2 separate regions of the Homo sapiens genome follow, and region 2 is linked to region 1. A link is a contact called in ENCODE Hi-C data. All regions are on one chromosome and are shown on one strand. Each heading gives the region's core, a stretch centred on a gene start or an enhancer-like site at or near the end of the contact. The rest is flanking DNA. Distances are from core to core; before and after follow the strand shown. Region 1 holds the start of HFE (homeostatic iron regulator). Region 2 holds the start of ZNF391 (zinc finger protein 391).

What was found. A loop is a pair of places that touch in the nucleus more often than their neighbours do. Pooled maps may share reads with other maps.
Region 2: a pooled map of heart left ventricle shows a loop between it and region 1 (4-fold over the local background). The contact joins the promoter of ZNF391 here to the promoter of HFE in region 1. A Hi-C loop is called at or near these places in 1 of 168 maps with a recorded cell type or tissue (breast epithelium) and 1 of 50 pooled maps.

What each region holds. Positions count from the first base shown.
Region 1 is chr6:26,083,263-26,089,006 of GRCh38, reverse strand. It overlaps HFE (homeostatic iron regulator), which reads right to left and starts at 1,578. Exons shown (of 6, transcript NM_000410.4): 1 at 1,491-1,578. The coding sequence starts at 1,566. It also overlaps HFE-AS1.
Region 2 is chr6:27,385,964-27,391,828 of GRCh38, reverse strand. ZNF391 (zinc finger protein 391) reads right to left here and starts at 3,070. Exons shown (of 3, transcript NM_001076781.3): 1 at 2,754-3,070.

The DNA.
Region 1 (5,744 bases), core at 329-2,828:
CTTATTTCCTTCATGTCTCTGCTCAAGTGTCAGCCCCAGAGTGACTTGCCCTGACTTCTCTGCTTCTCACAACACCCATGATTTCCTGATGTTGTATATCTTTCTGCTCATTTGCTTATTGTCATCTCTCCCACTAGAATGCAAAATATCAAAGGGTAAAGACTTGTTTCCCTGCTCTCTCCCTTGGGGCTTGAACAGTGCAACACATGGCTGGGACTCATTTACACTTGTAAACAATGAATATTTCTGCTCAACATGAAATTTTATTATTCAACCTCTAATGCAGTGTGATGTTTAAGAATCATAGCTATGAAGTGGAGACATGAGCTCTGCCACCAAAGCCCAGTGTACCATTGAATAAATTTGCCAGGAAGCAGGCCGTGCCATGCCTCATTCTTGTCATGTGTAAAATGTGGATACACGTAGTACCAAAACTCAAAGTGCTGTGCTGAGGCCGGCGTGTGACCCACAGAACACTGTGCTACACTACAGGGCAAAATCACTGTCAACTAAGATTAGAAGCAGCTGTAGTACTTGAAATAACATCAGAAAACCAGATTATTTATGTTCTTTGTAACCTGAAAAGAGTTATATAATCTGAATTCCAGTTAACTTCTAGTAAAATAAACGTATTATTAGCTCCTACCTCCCTATGCCTAGTGAAAATCAAATAAGATCAGATATGAATGTAACTTAGAAGTGAGTGCATTGCTTACATGTTCATTATCAGTACTTTGTAGAGAGGCCTCTTAATTACACAGCACATTGCAAATCAATAAAGCCTAGCCGAAAAGAGAATTGTTCAGTTCAAACGTTCAAAACTAACATATACTTAATTTTCCAGGCAAAAGAACAATTGCCAAGAGTGGGGAAAGGCCCGAGGTAGGCCTCTCTCAGGAGCCTCCCACCCTAGAGACCTCCACCCCAGGTCTCACCAAAAGTGGGTGGAATGGTGAAGAATTCAGATCCCCAACGCCACTCTTTCGCGCCCCCACCGCCCAACGCATTCGTTCTGAGGTGGAAACCCCGTGCGGATCCTGCTGTGGGTTTGCTCAGCCTTCTCGGCAAGCACTCAGGGAAGAACTTCCTGTTTGGAGATGACTGGGGAAAAAACTGCACAGCTGACATTGGAAATAAACCCGAGTTCCAGGTTCAAGGAGCCCCAGGCTTAGCTCAGCTCAAGTGAGGAACTACGAGATTTATTTAAAAGCATTCTAGTTGGGGGAAGGGAGTGGGCGGTTCCAAAAGTCACTCCGCAGAGCCGGGACAGCCGGGGGAGGGGGCAGGTCCTGGGGCGAGGGACCCCTATCTGCAGTTCAGTGGTAGGCACTCCCTCACGGGGTCTGGACGCAGAAAGTAGGGAGAGGGGCTTGCGGATAGGGTTGAGCAGGTCCTCCAAAGTTAGCAAACTCCCAAGCGCAAAGAAAAAGCTAGTTTCGATTTTTCCACCCCCGCCGCGCCCCTAGTTCGCCCGCAGCCCTCGGACTCACGCAGCAAGCGCCCCTGCAGGACCGCGGTCTGCAAAAGCATCAGGAGGAGAAGCGCCGGCCTGGCTCGCGGGCCCATTTCCCCAGCTCTGGCCGCACGTCCCCGTTAAATCTCCGCTTCTTTTGGGGGGCGGGGAAACGGGGATGGCTCCAGAAGTCACCCTACAGCTATTGCCTAGGCTCAGGAGATGCCCAGTAAAACTTCCTGGTGAAAAGCAACAGGTCTTTCAGAACTTTAGTTCTCTCTCTCCTACAGCAGAAGGTACCTGCTTGTGAAACACTAGGTGATCCAGTGTCCCCCTTGGTTTTTAAATCCTGAAGGGGTGTTGTTGATTGGGGAAAGTAGCTTCGCAATGTTCTGATCTGAACTTTAGATATTTAAATATTTATGATTTTCAAAATTCAATCATACATTTAAAAATTTTATCTCAACCTTAGACCAACTTATGTCTTATTTGACTTAGAAATATAAAGCTTTTTCATTTTGTTTTTTGATTCAAATTAATTAAGTCATAACATTAACCAATTAGATCCTACTGAAACACCTTCCACAGCCTTCATAATTGAATTATCTGACAAGTGTTTCACAAACTTTACAGTATTGGGATTATCTGGAGAATGATTAAACATATTGAGGCCTGCTCCTAACCCCAGACACACTGATTTAATGGGTAATTGTTAGGTAGTTAGACATTAGCAGTTGGGAGGGGATGACAGAAGAGAGCGGAAAGGCTGTCACTAAGACAGCCACTGGCCCACCTAAATTCAGGCCCAAGACTACCCTAATGCCACCCTAAGGGATGGAGTTTATGATAAAGTCTGTGGCCAAAATATCCTGGAGAAAGAGAAAGGAGGGTACAGGTGGAAATTCCCTAAGGTGGCACATGCCCAACAACACAAAAGCCTGTCTTCAAGTTCACCCCAAGTTCATCATGCCATCATTATAATAGAATTTACATACAGTTTTGCCCCCCCATCCCTGGGAGGCTTTTCTTAACAAATTATAGGTAAGACCATGCACAGTTTAATTTTAGATTGTATAGCTATACACTTCAATCAAATAACATCATCCTGTCACTCAGATACAGCCCAAACCTCAACTCCTCCCCACAAACCCCATAAAAGCACCTTGAGCTCTGTAAAGAAGTGCTGAGTTCACTTCGCAGAAATAAGCCCGCTGTCCCTCAGAGTGTATTATTGTGCTTCAATAAACTTTGCTTTAAGCTTGCATTTTGGTGTTAGTTTGTAGTTCTTTGCTCACTATCACAAGAACTGAGATTGCTGGTTCAGAGCTCCGGCTATAATAATCTCCTCGGTTAAAGGATCCATCCCAATGCATAATTCCCAGTAACAGTATGGGATGCCACCTGGGCAATGGGATTTTAAAAGCTTTCCTTCTCCCTCAACGAAGTTTGGGAATTATTGCCTTAGACATTTCAAACAATATTAATAAATTTAATACACCTGATTTGCTCCAAACCTTTACATATCTAGCAAATTCAACAGGCATTATTTTTGTAAGCATGTATGCAAATTTTGGCAATTCAAGAAAATCAAACAGGATATCAGGGCCTCGACTGTAGGCAAACAGATACAATAACATTGGAAACATGTAGAATATTGATGATGGGCACATTGGGGCTGATAGTACTATTCCTTTTTTTCAATTTTTGGTAAGATATAATTAGCATACCATATAATTCATCTATGTAAAATGCAAAAATTGGCCCGGCTCAGTGGCTCACGCTTGTAATCCCAGCACTTTGGGCGGCCGAGGAAGGCAGATCACCTGAGATCAGGGGTTCGAGACCAGCCTGGCCAACATGGTGAAACCCCGTCTTTACTAAAAATACAAAAATTAGCCGGGCGTGATAGCAGGCAACTGTAATCCCAGCTACATTAGAGGCTGAGGCAGGAGAATCGCTTGAACCCGGGAGGCGTAGGTTGCAGTGAGCTAAGATCGTGCCATCACACTCCAGCATGGGAGACAAGAGCAAGACTTCATCTCAAAAAAAAAAAATTAGCTGGGTGTGGTGGCATGCACCTGTAATTCCAGCTACTCGGGAAGCTGAGACAGGAGAATCGCTTGAACCTGGGAGGCGGAGGTTGTGGTGAGCCGAGATCATGCCATTGCACTCCAGCCTGGGCAACAAGAGCGAAACTCCGTCTCAAAAATAAAATAAATAAAATAAAATGCAAAAATTAATGGATTTTAGTATATTTACAGAGATGTGCAACCATTACCAAAATTTTACATTTCTATCTCCCCAAAAAGAAACCATGTTCCCCTAATTCAGTACCCTTAATTCATCGCCTCCCAGATTCCTCCATTCTCCTCCTCCTCCCCTCCCAGCCCTAGACAATCTTTAATCTACTTTCTTTCTATTTGGAACATTTAGTATACATAGAGGCATATAATATATTGCTTTGCCGTGACTGGCTTCTTTCATTTAGCATAATGTTTTTATGTATGTTTTTCATGGACCAATAATATCTATTATAAGGACATACCACAACATATTTTATTTATTCATTCATCAGCCGATGGACATTGGTTTGTTTCTACTTTATGGCTATTGGGAATAGTGCTGTTATAAACATTTATGTACAAGTTTTTTTGTAGACTTATGTTTTGATTTCTTTTGGTTATATATCTAGAAGTGGGTTTGCTGGGTCATATGGTAACACTGTTTAACCTTTTGAGGAATTGCCACATTCTTTTCCAAAGTAAGCATTTTATCCTCCTATCAGCAGTGTATGAGAGTTCTGATTTCTCTCCATCTTTGCCTGGGTTTTTGAATCAGGGCCCCAGATAGAACAAAAATGTGGTTATTCAGTTGTTCCACCATCACTTGTTGAGAAGACTCTTTTTTCATTGAAGTGTTTTGGCACCCTTATCAAAAATCAATCTACCATAAATGTGAGAGTTTATTTCTGGAGTCTCAATTTTATCCCATTATGCTATAATCTATAATCCTATCTTTTTTTTTTTTTGACAGAGCCTCACTCTATTGCCCAGGTTGGAGTGCAGTGGCCCAATCCCGGCCACTGGCTCCTCCTCCCAGGTTCAAGCAATTCTCCTGCCTCAGCCTCCCAAGCAGCTGGGATTACAGGTACCTGCCACCATGCCTGGTTAATTTTTGTATTTTTAGTAGAGACGGGGTTTCACCATGTTGGTCAGGCTGGTCTGGAACTCCTGACCTCAGGTGATCTGCCCACCTCAGCCTCCCAAAGTGCTGGGATTACAGGCATGAGCCACCACACCCAGACTATAATCCTATCTTTATGTCAGGACTACACTGTCTTGATTACTATAGCTTTTTAGTAAATTGAATTCAAGAAGTTTCTCAACTTCAAATTTGATCTTTTTTTGGAAGACTATATTAGCTATTCTCAGTCTGCTGAATTTCCCTAGGAATTTTAGGATCTATTATCAATGTCTATTCTATTTTTGTATATGTTTTAATATTTTCATAAGAAACTTTTTTCATTTAAACTTTTTTTTTTAAGAAAAATAGTGAAAATCAGAACACTGGGGGTCAGGCGCATTTAACAGGCAGAAGAAGAATAAAAACTTGTCATATAAACAAAAAAGAAATGACCAATCACATTGTGGAAGCCATGGAGTGGTTATAGGTGCCAAAGGCTGCAGAGAAATGGTGTCAGATATACCTGAAAATTGTCCATTGTATTTGGCCATTAAGAGACTTAGAAGACTTAAGCCATAGATTGCTCAGTGAGACCCCGAGGGCAAATGGTCTGAAGGTGAATAGATCATTTCACCTTTAAGAGAGCAGGTAGGAAGCTATAAATCCAAGATTAAAAAGTTGACTGAACTGTTAAGGAAGAAACTCTAATCTTGAGCCACCCTATCCTGGCTCCACCTTCTGCTGCAAGCAAACAGAAATGCTGAAATTCAACACTCACAAAGGCTGGTAAGCTGGAAATGACAAAAATTACTCCTGGGAAAGTCAGATTTAGAATTAGGCCATATTTGTTGGGGTTCAGATTTTCATGTACACTTGGGAAAGGGTTTAGCTTATAGGCACATGCATGAAGGGAACTGGTATAGGGCTGTGTTCATAAGGTCAAGAGTTGAAGGCCAGGCATGGAGGCTCTTGCCTGTAATCCCAGCACTTTGGGAGGCCGAGGCAGGAGGATGGCTTGAGCCCAGGAATTCAAGACCAGCCTGGGAAACATAGGGAGATGCTGTCTTCACAAAACAATTAAAAAATAAAATTAGTCAGGTGTGGTGGC
Region 2 (5,865 bases), core at 1,821-4,320, 1.3 Mb before region 1:
AGTGAGGGAGTGTTGAAGATATTAAGGACAGTCAACAGGCAAATGAAGAATAGTCCCCTTGGCAAAATTTGGCAGACTCATCTAAGAACGGAAGTTCCTTTAAAAGAGAAATAAATGTGTCTCTGGTTGGTATGATGAAACACACGTTCAGAAAAGAGGGAAGAATACTTAACTCATGTGGAATATGGATCTTATGGAGAGGTAGACAGTTGCCTTTCCATCTTCTGCCTCCTCTTGGTTTTATTTTTAATGAAAGGCAGAAATGGGCAAAGGTCATAGTCCAAGGCATCCAGAACCTCTGTCTAGTAATGTCCACATCTAGCCTGTTGAATGCAACCCTAAGGATTAAGAAGTAATGATTGGGAGGCCAAGACAGGTGGATCACCTGAGGTCAGGATTTCAAGACCAGCCTGGCCAACATGGGGAAACCCTGTCTCAACTAAAAATACAAAAAAATTAGCTGGGCGTGGTGGTGGGCACCTGTAATCCCAGCTACTTCAGGAGGCTGAGGCAGGAGAATCGCTTGAACCCAGCAGGCGGAGGTTGCAGTGAGCCAAGATAGTACCATTGCACTCCAGCCTGAGCGACAAGAGCGAAACTCTGTCTCAAAAAAAAAAAAAAAAAAAAGTACAATGAATGCCCCAAAGTAATCCCATCTCCTCTCAGATATAAAGAAAATGACAATGGACAGTTATGTCTGGGTTTCAAGTTCATCTTTTATGATAAAAGACAGATCTGAGCCAATTCCAAACTTTCTCTAAACCCTTTAGGTGATCCAGCCTCTTTGACGTTCTCTTCATATGGGGTATGAGTTCAAAGACACTATGGCACTAGTCCCCTTACTTCTTCCTGAGGGTCAAAATAGAAGACAGATGACACTGCTTACAGCTGCACTTCCTTGGTCAAGTCACTTTTCTGAAAAATCTCGTCCCACATTATAAAACACCATTACTAGCATGTGCTTGTCTTTTCTTACAAAACTTTCATCAATACTGCAAGTTAAACTATGGCAAAACATTTACAATAAAGAATATCATATATAGTATAAGGGAGATGATGCTATTGCTGTGCTCATCTCACATCAATGAATTTGAAAACTGTGATGGTGTATGTTTAAGGAAAGATGCTGTCAGAGGATTTATGAGTCTCCCTTCAGCAGCTGCTGCTCTAGAGCATGGAGAGATGCATTCTTTTTCCTGGCTTTGGAGGATGTATGTAAGATGGGAAAAGGAAGTCTAGCGGATGTGACAAAAGTTTCAGGGATAGCCCCCAAACATATTTCAGAGATGCTAGGAGGTTAGGGCTATACCTTTATCCAGAGTCCATCCAAGGGATTCCTCCACCATAATGTGGAAAGTTGCCTCTCCTTTTCTCCTTTCTTCCTCATACTTTCATTATTTGAGTCACCTTACTGCTCTCTGGATACTGTATCCCTACAAAATCATTATTCTCTTAAGTGGTCACAACATGCTGCAGCCCTAGCCAACCTGGTGGTTTGCTATTCCTTTATGTGACTCAAACTTTTTAGCACTAACAGCGCTGGCCACCACAGTTACCCTAATTATCTAAAATTCTTTTGACATTGCTTGTCTCTCCTATAATCAATTCCTGATCCAGGGATAATTCTCCTTTATTTTCTACCCCCTTCAGAAGGAAGAAGGTTTTGAAGGGTCAGGAATAGGGCTTCTCTGGGTGCTTTGTTTTGTGGCACTAGGTTGATTGCTTCCTGGAGCCTTTGCCAATCCACAAAGCAATCAGCAGAACTGCCTGGGCAGCCTCAGTTTAATCACAGAATAGAGAAAATCTTGTCCTACCAAAGGTGATCTTCAGGTAACAATGTTCCCAGATATTGGCTCAAAGCACAAACTCACACATAAAGCACAAACTCAATGATCCACAGTAACTGTCAATACACCCACAACAAATAATTAACAACTACTTTATTCAAGTACCAACCTTCATCATCAGAAACATAAACTAAGGACTGGCACTCAAGCAAGTACTTCTCTTTTTTGGGGGGGAGGGGCGCGGAGTTTCACTCTTGTTGCCTACGCTGGAGTGCAGTGGCGTGGTCTCTGCTCGCTCCAACCTCTGCCTCCCGGGTACAAGTGATTCTCCTGCCTCAGCCTCCCGAGTAGCAGGGATTACAGGCGCGCGCCACCACTCCCACCTAATTTTTGTATTTTTAGTAGAGAACGGGTTTCACCGTATTGGCCAGGCTGGTCTCGACCTCAGGTGATCCGCCCGCCTTGGCCTCCCAAAGTGCTGGGATTACAGGCGTGAGCCACTGCGCCCGGCCAAGCAAGTACTTCATCTCTGTGTGCCTCAATTTCCTTATCTGTAACATGGGCATAATAATAGTACATTACTTCATAGGGTTGATGCAAGGATTAAATGAGTTAATGCAGGTAAAAACTCTTGGAGCAGTGCCTGCACTCAGTAAGCACCTGGGAAACACCCCAGTACCGAAGACCTCCCTCGCCCAGCTAGAGGGGAAGCAGGGAGCAACCCTGCTCTTTTTCATCTCCCAGGGATACACCCGGGGAAAACCACTGGCTGTCACTGCCGCAGAGGGACTAGGCTGGCCCGCCAGTGAGACGAGCGCTGGGGGCTTCATGACCCCACGCCACGCGGCGTCCCAACCGTGGAGGTGCCTCCTGACCCGACCTGCAGCCAAACCACACGCGACCCTTTCGCCCGTTTCCTTCGAAGAACCCGTGTTTCCGCTTTCCAGAACCTCTAAGAGCACCCACCTTGGTCCCGGGGCCCTGTAAGCCTCACTCACCGGCCGCCTCCGGCCGAGTACCCCCGACACACCCCGGGCGGGTCCCGCACTTGGAGCGGAACCTGAGTGCGCTGGGCTTGGGGAAGTCGGAAGGATTAAAGAGAAACCCATGCGTCGAACCGCTGCTCCAACGCCCATCAGGTTCCCTAAGATCACAGGCACTCTTCCACTCAGACTGCTGCTGATCATGCTCTGCTCGGTATGCGGGACCAGTCATTGTCTGGGCAGTCGCCTGGACCTAAGTCTCCTGACGCGGACGACCAGTTGCAAAACAGAGACCACACTGAGACTGAGCAACGTATCAGCAGCGGTCGCAGCTCTGCGCTTGCGCCTGAGAGCCAGCTACAGCAGGGCTGTGCTGGGATTCACTTTCGTGGAAGGTTTTGCAAAGCCCCTCCCCTGGTATGCGAGAGGCTGAGAGGTTGGCGCTAGAGGCAAGAGGAAGGGGGTCTGCGAGAGGTGCCGAAGACCACCTTAATACACTGCAAAGTATAGCCTAGACCGGTGGTTCACAGAGTTTTAAATAGCGTACACAAATAAATCACCAAGTGAGCTTGTTAAAATACAGCTTCACAAGATTTACACTCCGAGATTGACTCGTTGGCCCGGAACATTGCATTTTCAAGGGGCACCCCAGATGATTCTGATGCAAGTGGTCTCTCCAGCCTGTCTGGAGAAACTGGCTCCGTTGCACAATCTAGTTGCTTAAATACTGTTAAATGCAAGACATGTCTCAAATTTCACCAAAAGAAAAAAATGAATAAAATCAGGACACTACCCTAATCTAGTAGATTTTTTAAAATTCCAGATAATTTTAATATAAGGTAATGAAGTTGCACAATGTGCCCTGGGAGTTCAGAGCAGGGGAAACTTATGGAACGAGGGACACTGGAGTGGTTTGACTAATGGAAGATTTAATGGAAAACATAAAGGAGGGCAACCTTACAAATAGTTGAGGAACTAGAAGAGTGGAAAGCATGTGCAAAACTGCAGGTCTGATACATGACAGCTGTGCACAAGTACCATAGAAACATCAAGTAAGTATAAAGCATGAGCCATGAAGTACAAAGGAGCAGGATCCAAATTATAAAGCTGGAAAGAATTAGATAAAGTCTAATTTTATCATTTCCTATTTTTAAAAATTAAAAACACTTTCAAACTGTGGTAAACTATGCACAACATTAAAGTTACCATTTTAAAGTCATACAGTAAAGTTTTTAGCGTATTCACAACAGCACCGTCACTATCTAATTCTAGAACATTTTCGTCATCCCTAAAGATGCCCATTGAGCAGTCTCTATTCCCTGCTCCCCACAGTCCCTGGTAACCTTTATTTTACACTATGTTTCTATGAATTTGCCTGTTCTAGATATGCCATATAAGTAAAATAATACAATATTTGTCTATTTATGTCTGGATTATTTTTAATTAGCATAAAGTTTTCAAGGTTCATTCATACTGCAGCATGTATCCTTCATGCCTTTTAATGGCTAAATAATATTCCTTCGTGTATATGTGTGTGTTTATACACAAACAGTGTATAAATATACATACATAATATTTTGTTTATCCATTAATCTCTTGTTGAACACTTGGGTGGTTCCTGCCTTTTGGCCATTGTGAATAATGCTGCTGTGAACATTGGTGTACAAGTATCTGAGTCACTGTTTTCAATTCTTTGGGTATACACCTAGGCATTGAATTGCTATATCATATGGTAACTCTGCAATCAGCTTTCTAGAGGAACCATCAAACTGTTTTCCATAATGGCTGCATCGTTTTACATTCCCATCAGCAGTGCAGGAGGGTTCTAGTTCTCCACATCTTTGCTAACACTTGTTAACTTCTGTTTTGTTGTAGTTGTAGTATTATAACCATCATAATGGGTATAAGCTTTATCTCATTGTGGCTTTAATTTGCATTTCCCTAATGGCTAGTGATGTTGAGCATCTTGTCATGTACTTATTTGTGTGTCTTCTTTGGAGAAATGTCTGTTCAAATCCTTTGCCTATTTTTGAATTAGGTTTTGTTGTGTTGCATGAGTTTTTGTATATTCCAGATATTCTTCTTCAGATATGATTTGCAAATATTTTCTCCCAGTCTGTGAAGTTTTTCTCTCTTTTGATAGTGTCCTTTGATGCATAAAACTTTTTAATTTTGATGAAGCTCCATTTATTTATTTTTATCACCTGTGCAATACTTGAAAATTACATTGTCTAATAAAGATTTTTATGTTTTCTGCTAAGAGTTTTATAGTTTTGCTTCTTAAATTTAGGTCCTTGATCCATTTTGGGTTAATTTTTGTAGATGGTGTAAATACTACAACTTTATTATTTTGCATTTGGATATCCAGTTTTCCCAGCACCATTTGTTGAAAATACTGTCCATTTCCCATTGAATGGTCTTGGCACTTGTTGAAAATCAATCAATCAACCGTATATGTGAGGTTTATTTCTGGGCTCTCTTTTCTATTTTATTGGTCTATATTCCTATTCTTATTCCAGCACCACACTCTTTAGGTTACTGTAGGCTTGTGTAAAGTTTTGAAATTATGAAGTATGTGTCTTTAAACTTTATTCTTTTCTCCAAGGTTTTCATTGGTTATTCAGGGTAATTTGATTTTCCATGTGAATTTTAGGATGGGATTTTCTATTTCTGCAAACAAATGTTGAAATTTTTATAAGGAATACATTGAATCTGTATATCAAATTGTATTATCATCTTATCAGTAGTTAGTCTTCCAACCCATGAACATGGGATGTCTTTCCAATTATTTAGGTCTTCTTTAATTTCTTTAAGCAATTGCAGTATTCAGCATACAGGTCTTTCACTTCCTTGGTTAAATTTATTCCTAGGTATTTTTATGCTATTTCTAATATGTATATATTCATTGCCATAAATTCCCCCTAAGCACTGCTTTCACAGCATTCTATAAATTTTGATAAGTTGTGTTTTCATTTTCATGTAGTTTGAAGTATCTTTTAATTGCTCTTGGCATTTCTTCTTTGACCCATGTATTATTTAGAAGTGTATTGCTTAATCTCCAAGTATGTGGGAGATTTTCCAATGATCTTTCTGTT